2 separate regions of the Homo sapiens genome follow, and region 1 is linked to region 2. The links are chromatin contacts, found by Hi-C in ENCODE. All regions are on one chromosome and are shown on one strand. Each heading gives the region's core, a stretch centred on a gene start or an enhancer-like site at or near the end of the contact. The rest is flanking DNA. Distances are from core to core; before and after follow the strand shown. Region 1 overlaps LINC00870 (long intergenic non-protein coding RNA 870). Region 2 overlaps FRMD4B (FERM domain containing 4B).

Evidence for each region. Hi-C counts contacts between places; a loop is a spot of excess contacts on that map. Pooled maps may share reads with other maps.
Region 1: a loop to region 2 is called in a map with no recorded cell type, with 11 times the contacts of the local background. The contact joins two enhancer-like sites. A Hi-C loop is called at or near these places in 2 of 37 single-sample maps with no recorded cell type and 1 of 50 pooled maps.

Annotation. Positions count from the first base shown.
Region 1 is chr3:72,161,868-72,165,513 of GRCh38, reverse strand. The region is part of intron 2 of LINC00870 (long intergenic non-protein coding RNA 870); the gene reads right to left. Among named protein-coding and RNA genes, the nearest start is that of LINC00870, 12 kb to the right of the region's middle. RefSeq lists enhancers at 711-820, 1,331-1,600, 2,601-2,700, 2,721-2,770. Within about 2 kb of position 1,378, at least 4 of the 41 ENCODE cell types and tissues checked have a DNase peak (open chromatin) inside an H3K27ac peak, as active enhancers do.
Region 2 is chr3:69,323,049-69,326,990 of GRCh38, reverse strand. All of the region lies in intron 1 of FRMD4B (FERM domain containing 4B), which reads left to right. Among named protein-coding and RNA genes, the nearest start is that of FRMD4B, 61 kb to the left of the region's middle. Within about 2 kb of position 2,175, at least 2 of the 41 ENCODE cell types and tissues checked have a DNase peak (open chromatin) inside an H3K27ac peak, as active enhancers do.

The DNA of each region.
Region 1 (3,646 bases), core at 129-2,628, 2.8 Mb before region 2:
ACCACAACTTAGCCAGAAGCCACCATTTTCTTTGGCTGGGATTTTGGCAACAGGCTCATAACAGGTCTGCAGGCCTTGAGTCTGGAGGCCTCGCCTAGTCCATTCCCTTCTGGCAAGCCAGAGAGCAAATCTGCAGCAGTCCTGCCCCGATACCTACTGCAACCTGGGAGAAGAGCACAAAGGAGGGTGCAAGGCCCATCTCCAGCCCCACGCATGTGGACCCCACAGACTGCAAGTCCAAGAGTTGCCCACCCCTCCTGTACACACACGGTTGCCTCTCAGATTGGCCTGCTGGACAAAAGCTGTAGCAGCCTCCCTGGAGAAGGAAGAGGGACAAGAGAAAGAGGTGTGCACAGACCCTAAAGGTAGGCTCAGGATGTTTGGAGCAGGAGTTCCAAGTATGTAAAGCATGATGCATAAAGAAGTGGATGTAGGTTCCAGGTGGCGAATCCTTAGGTATCACCACTCCTCAACCAGGTTGTCGGGGAGGCAGTGGGCTCCAGGGTAGAGCCCTATAAATCACACCCTAAGCAAGAACCTCAGGTGCCCGTGTCTAAAGGTGTAACAGTGTGCAAATGTAACCTACATGACCCTTCATCATTCACAGGATCAAGTGCCCACGCCTTGGTCTACCAGGCCTCTCCCAGTCTGGCTCCTGCCTACCTGTCTTTCTTGCCCTTGACTGTGTCTGGCTCTCGTCCCTAGGTGCCCCATGCTGTCTCACTGCAGGGACTTTACAGCACGTGACCTCCTCTGGGCCTTGCCCTGGATGACATCTCATCTTTGCTGTGCTCTGCTCAGAGATCATTCTTCCCTGGCACCCCAGTCCGCCAGCTCTAGACTTAAGTCTGGGTTGGCTTCTAGTCTTTGGCCTTCACAGCTTTCATATCCTCTCTGTCCTCCACCACAACAAAGCATGACAGCTATCATTAGGCAGTGCTCACTATTTACAGCTAAGGGCACTGAGTGCTTCCAGTAACTCTATGACATGCATGCTGTGTTTATGCCCATTTTACAGGTGAGGGAACTGAGATGAAGCATCGTAACTAATTTGGCCACAGGGCCAGCTAATAAGAGAGTCAGGCTCCAAGTTTAGACACCAAGCTTTTAACCACTGTGCCAGTGATTTTCGGTCCTTAAACTTTTGAGTACAACAGAATCACTGGTGTGCACACGATTGATGTGCAGCAGAGGGGAGAGAGTAAGTTTATTAAAGTACAGACTCCTGGGCCCCACCAATCCAGAGATTCTGATTCTATAGGTCAAAGGTGGGGCCCAGAAAGCTGCATTTTTATAAGCTCCCCAGGGGATTCAGATGCAGGTATTAGGGGGAACCACACTTGGAGAATCACACACTTTCCTGCCTAACCGCAAGTCCTAAACTGCAACCCGCTAAATATAATTAGGTCTTCTGGGCTCAGCAGGGCCCCTGAGAAGGAGGAAGAAGATACTGCGTGCATCTAGCAAGTTCTCCACACCACCTGTGGTGGTGGTTGGAGTGGGGAGGGCCTTTCCCTGGGGGGAAGATACACACCCTGGTTGCATCATATAGACACAACACCAGAGCCATAATCTGGGGTGTCCAGAAGCCAGCACACCCTCCACATTCTGTGTTCAGCTCCGGCTTGGCCACAATTACCTGGAACCTGGTCTGTCTGCCCCTGCCCCACCCCTCTGGCTGCTGCTAGTTAACTGGAAGCTGTGGCCACAGGGCGTATGGGCTGAGAACATAATTAGGGAGCCCATTCCCAGCCGAACAGCCGGAGGACTTTTGTACCTTGTCCATCTCTTCTCTGAGACTTGTCAAGACACTCAGTGGTTGGTCAGCAGCCCTGACTTGGGTACCATAAAGCAGGGAGGATGGGGGGCAGCAAAGAGGACTGTGTGGTGACCTCACTGGGTGGTCTCCTTCAAGCCTTTCCAGCTCTGCCAGCAAGAACAAAGTGACAAGGCCTCTTCTTAGAAGGAGGAAAGAGATGTGTCCTCAACTCAGGGGACAGCCAGGGCGATCTGAGACACTGGGCCTTTCTTTCACCTCATTGTTTCCTCTGTCATAATTTTCAATTTTCCCCTGCCTTTCTTTCTTTCTTCTTTTTTTTTTTTTTTTTTTTTTTAGATGGAGTCTCGCTCTGTTGCCCAGGCTGGAGTGCAGTAGCGTGATCTTGGCTCACTGCAACCTCTGCCTCCCGGGTTCAAACTATTCTCCTGAGTCAGTCTCCCCACTAGCTGGGATTACAGGCATGTACCACCACACCCAGCTAATTTTTGTATTTTTAGTAGAGATGGGGGTTTCACCACGCTGGCCAGGCTGGTCTCGAACTCCTGACCTCAAGTGATCTGCCCATCTCGCCTCCCAAAGTGCTGGGATTACAGGTGTGAGCTACCGCGCCTGGCCTCCCCTGGATTTCTATTCCTTTCTTAATCATCTTCTCTGTCCCTGTCCACTTTACCTTTTGAGAGAGATTATTCCCAGAGTCCCCAGTGAGTCATCTGTAGCCAGGTTGTGACCCCCTGACCAAGCAGGGCCAATGGGATTTCCCTCCCAGTGACCTGGCCTTAGGGCTCAGACTTACAAATCAAGTCGCTTCGTGGACTAAACCTTTAAGGTGCATAGACTTGGGCTGGAGCTGCCTGTGCTGGGGTGGTTGGGGTGGCCGTGCTGGGGAGGCATTTGGGAGTCACATGTTCTGGTGTGCAAACAGAGAGCTGGGGGCTGGTCTACAGCAAAAAGCAGGCAAATGAAGCAGAGAAGGAGAAAAGTGCTCCTTAAGAACCCAAAGAGAGAGGAGGAAGAGCCCATTTGCTTCCTGCCAGCTTTCCAATTCCCAGCACCAGTCTGTTGTGAGGAATTTCTAGTCTTAAACTAGAGGATACCCAGATGAATTCTTGTCCTTGTGACCTGCAAGATAACCTAACTCCTCAGGATTGCTTTCCCTGTGTTTAAGTTAGCGCAAGTGAGTTTGTTTTGGTCAAGCAAATCATCCCTTATGAAGACAGCCCTGCCAGGAGAGGTGAGTCCTGGGCTGACACACCCGGTGAGTTACAAACACTGGCTGAGCTTGGGGCTGTGCCAGGCATAGGATTTGATGAGCAACGAAAGAGACGCTGTCTCCACTGTCCGGGAACAGTGAGGGTGAGAGGAGTCAGCGGTGCAGAGAAGCAGGGTGGGGCTTCATCCTCAGGGAACGGCATTGATAGAAGCTCGAGCAACGATCGTTCCTATTATGTATGTTAAGCAAAGGGGCTGGGGGCAAGGTCAGAATGCCAGGATTCAAACTGGAGATCTGCCAGGGGCTAACCATGTGGCCCTGCGCACATTTCTTAAACTCTAGAGACTTCAATTTTCTCAGCTATGACATACAGATGGTGACCCTTGGAGTGCACTTATACTTAGAACAATGCCTCGCACTTAGGAAGTACTCAGTATTTGTCAGCTATTATTTTTTTCTCTGGGCGTTGGGGAGGGTGCTGGCTAGAGACAAGTGTCTTGAATTATATTAGCAGGGCCATATCATTGAAGGTTTTATAGATCCAGCAAAGGAGTTTTGCTTTTATCCAGAAAAACTATGGGAAACTTGAAGAATTGTAAGCCAGCAAGGGGCCTGGTCAGATGAATGCAGGGGTTTTCAACCAGCCTCCAATCTGA
Region 2 (3,942 bases), core at 926-3,425:
GCCCTCCCATTTTTTTGTTTTTTTATTTTTGACTCATTGATACTGTACCATGACGTCTAAAAATACAGCCTAACAACTGGTTTTAAGCAACGAGGCTGTTTCTTTCTGGAGAGGAACAGCAGAAATATCCTGCATGTTTTTCTGAAAATAAACATTTGACAGTCTCTTCTTGGTGCCTAACATGAGTTTCTAATTGGAAAAGCACAGTCAGAATATAAAGAGAATCTTGCTTTTCACTGAAGTTTCTTCCATGTAGATATATACCCTGATTTTTCCCTCTCATGTTGTTTGTTGAGCACCTTTTTGAGCTTGGCCTAGCCCCTTATAAACTGTGGGACCTCAGACAAGTCATTCTCAACTTCGTGGAATCTCAGATTATGGAAACTATCTGCTTCACAGGTAGGTTTGAGAGCTCAATGGGGAAAATGTATGTAAAAGCAGATGGCATAGGCAAAGCCATGAACACATATTAACTTGCATTTTATGGAGATGAGAACAAAGGAATGATCTGGTCACAATCAGATAAGGTGTTAGAGTTTACCACCTTCCTTCCCCAGATTTGGACATATGGACAGCTAAAAATGGTGGTTGTAAGTTAGTCTGTTGATTATCACTAGAAAAAATCAGATTGAATGAATCCCCAGCTATTAGGTTTTTGGGTCTCTCCAGGGTTTAACTGGCGGGTTGATTGTCAACTTAAACATGACAGCTTAGTGTCTTAATAATGTAGAAGAGGCTGGGCATGGTGGCTTATGCCTATAATCCCAGCACTATGGGAGGCCGAGGCGGGAGGATCACTTGAGCCCAGGAGTTCAAGACTAGCCTAGGCAACATAGTGAGACCTTATCTCTACAAAAAAAAAAAAAAAAAATTGATTAGCCAGGCATGATGGTGTGCACCTGTAGTTCCATTTACTTGGGAGGCTGTGGTGGGAGGATTGCGTGAGCCCAGGAGGCTGAAGCTACAGTGAGCTATGGTCCACTCCAGCCTGGGTGATAGAGAGAGAGACCTTGTCTCAAATAATAATAATCTAGGAAAACTTTTTTCTTGAGAGAAGTACGCACTTAAGCAAATTAAAATAACCATTTCTGGAGAACAGGATAGTACTCAATAGCTTAGACATTATTTCCACTAATAATAGTACTCACGGCACTAGGGTAAGGATAAACTGGTAATACATGTCAAGCACTTAGCACAGACTCTAACACCTAACCTATACTCAATAAATGGTGTATTACTGATGATACAATTATCATCTGTGCTTTAAGGTAGAGTTTATAATCAGTTCAACCTGCCTTAATACAAGAGGCAAACCCAAATGAGACTGATTTTTTATCCTTTCCATTTCATAGGGGCAGAAACTGAGATTTAGAGAGATACCATGATATTCTCTTAGGTAAATAGCAGGGCTGGGACACAAACTCAAACCTCGTGACTCTAAATCCTGTGTGCTTCTCATTGACACTAGGCTGGTGTCTCCTGATGGCCTTCAGCTCCAGGCTTAATAAGTTGCTTTGCTTCTTTATTTTTCTTTCTTCCTTTAAAACCTGGCTTTTCTTTTCACCAGACTTATCAGATCAGGCTAGAATCTGATAAGGGATTGTCATTTATGAGAATGCCCTCCCCAGGGAATGTCTGCCCGAAGCTGGCTGGAATTGCCTGCCAGGTTGGCATTAGAGCTGCAGCAATGGCCGTCCATTGACTGGCCAGCCTTTCTTGTTTACTTTCTCCCAACCTCTGTAAGGCAGAAAGGAGCATGCAGTTAAATGTTTAGAAAACACCATCAGCCCTCCAGTCTCTACTGGGAGCCACTTGACCAAGAGCAGTGGTCCAATATAAGTTCTCTCCATCAATTAATTTCTTTTCTTTCTTTCTTTCTTTCTTTCTTTCTTTCTTTCTTTCTTTTTTTTTTTTTAGACAGTATCTCACTGTTGCCCAGGCTGGAGTACAGTGGCACAGTTATGGCTCACTGCAACTCGAAACACCTGGGCTCAAGTGATCTTCCTGCCTCAGCCTCTCAAGTACATAGGACTACAGGTACACGCCTGGCTAATTTTTTGTAGAGACAGGGTCTTACCCTGTTGCTCAGGCTGATCTCAGACTCCTGGGCTCAAGCAATCCCCCCCCGCCTCAGCCTTCCAAAACATTAGGGTTACAGGAGGGAACCACCACATCCGGCCTTCTCCATCAATTTCCTCATTTCTCGTGCTTCCTGGGTAAAGAGAAGTGAGTTTTGCACATGCTTAGAACTCAATTCCATTGCCAGTTTATCTACTTCAGAGCCCTTATTATCTGAAAATATCATATTTGTTTAATTGTTACTAGTTTCTTTTTTTCTCCTCACCTCTAAAGCAGTTGTTCTCAAAAGAGGTGATTTTGCGTCCCAGGGGACATTTGGCAAGGTCTGGAGACATATGGGGGAGGATCTACTGACATCTAGTGGGTAGAGGTCAGGGATGCTGTTTAGCACCCTATAGTGCCCAGGACTATGCTCCGCAATAATGAGTTATCTGGCTGCAAATACCAATGAAGTTGAGAACTGTAGGACAAGCTCCAGAGATAATGCCCTTTCAGTCTTATTGGCTGGTATATAATAGTGCCAAGAACAGTGCTTGCACTTAGAGAGTGCTCAGCACATATTGGTTAAGTGAATGAATGAACACATAATCCAGAGCTTTTCCACACTGAATTAATTACATGTGTGCTAGGCTACATCTTAAGCCCAGAGTAATATGGAGTCAGGTCCAGGAGGCCACATAACTGACAAATATCATCCTGTACCCTGAGTGTTCACATATGCATGACACAGCCATGGAAGCATCCCAACAGGTGGAGATTAATTCCATCCTGACTGCCCAAGGAAGATCAATAGCAAACATAGACACCATTTTTAGCAGCTGCCCATATTTCATCAGTGTGGGGCCAGGAAGTAGCCAAGGGATGGTGATTGTAAAACCTTTCTCTTCTTCTGGCCTTGCTTCGAGACAGTGGCCTGAACCAGCCAACTCTGGTTTGGTGAGTCTGGATCAAGCTTTTCAGAGCAGTGTTAGGCTTCGCAATCAAGGTGATACATTAAGTGCCTAAACTACATGTGATTTAATATATAGGATGTATGAGATAGGAAATACTTTGTACTGAAGTAATATAGCCCTTAAGAGCATGGATTCTGGAGTCAGAACACCTAGGTTTACATCCTACTCTGCCTCTTCCTGGCCCTATGACCTTGTAAGGTGGGTCAGCCATGTACCTTTTCTGAGCCTCAATTTTCTCATCCATAAAATGAAGCTAGTAATGGAATCCACCTTACAGAGTTCTTATGAAAATTCATTTAAAACGCATATATATATATATATATATATATATATATATATATATATATATACACAGAGAGAGAGAGAGAGAGTTGGGTTTTTGTTTTGTTTTTTTGAGACAGAGTCTCGCTGTGTCGCCCAGGCTGGAGTGCAGTGGTGCGACCTCAGCTCACTGCAACCTCCACCCACTGGGTTCAAGCAATTCTGCCTCAGCCTCCCAAGTAGCTGGGATTACAGCATGCGCTACCATGCCGAGCTAATTTTTTTGTATTTTTAGTAGAGAGGGGGTTTCACCATATTGGCCAGGCTGGTCTCAAATTCCTGACCTCAGGTGATCTGCCCACCTCAGCCTCCCAAAGTGCTGGGATTACAGGCATGAGCCACCACGCCCGGCCATAAAAGGCCCTTTGTATATAAATGAAAGGATTTGGGATAGTTATCAGGCACACAGTCAGCAGCTGTTATCTTTGTTAGCATTTCTCTTAAGGCATGTTACTCAATTACTCAATTTCAGCTTTGGCAAACTGAATTCTCCTCTTCTTTGTCATTCCTCCCCTCTTCCCTCATTTCATTTTCCTTTCCTCCTTTGCTTCTTTTACACTGCCTGCTTTTCTCCCTCCCTCATTGTCTT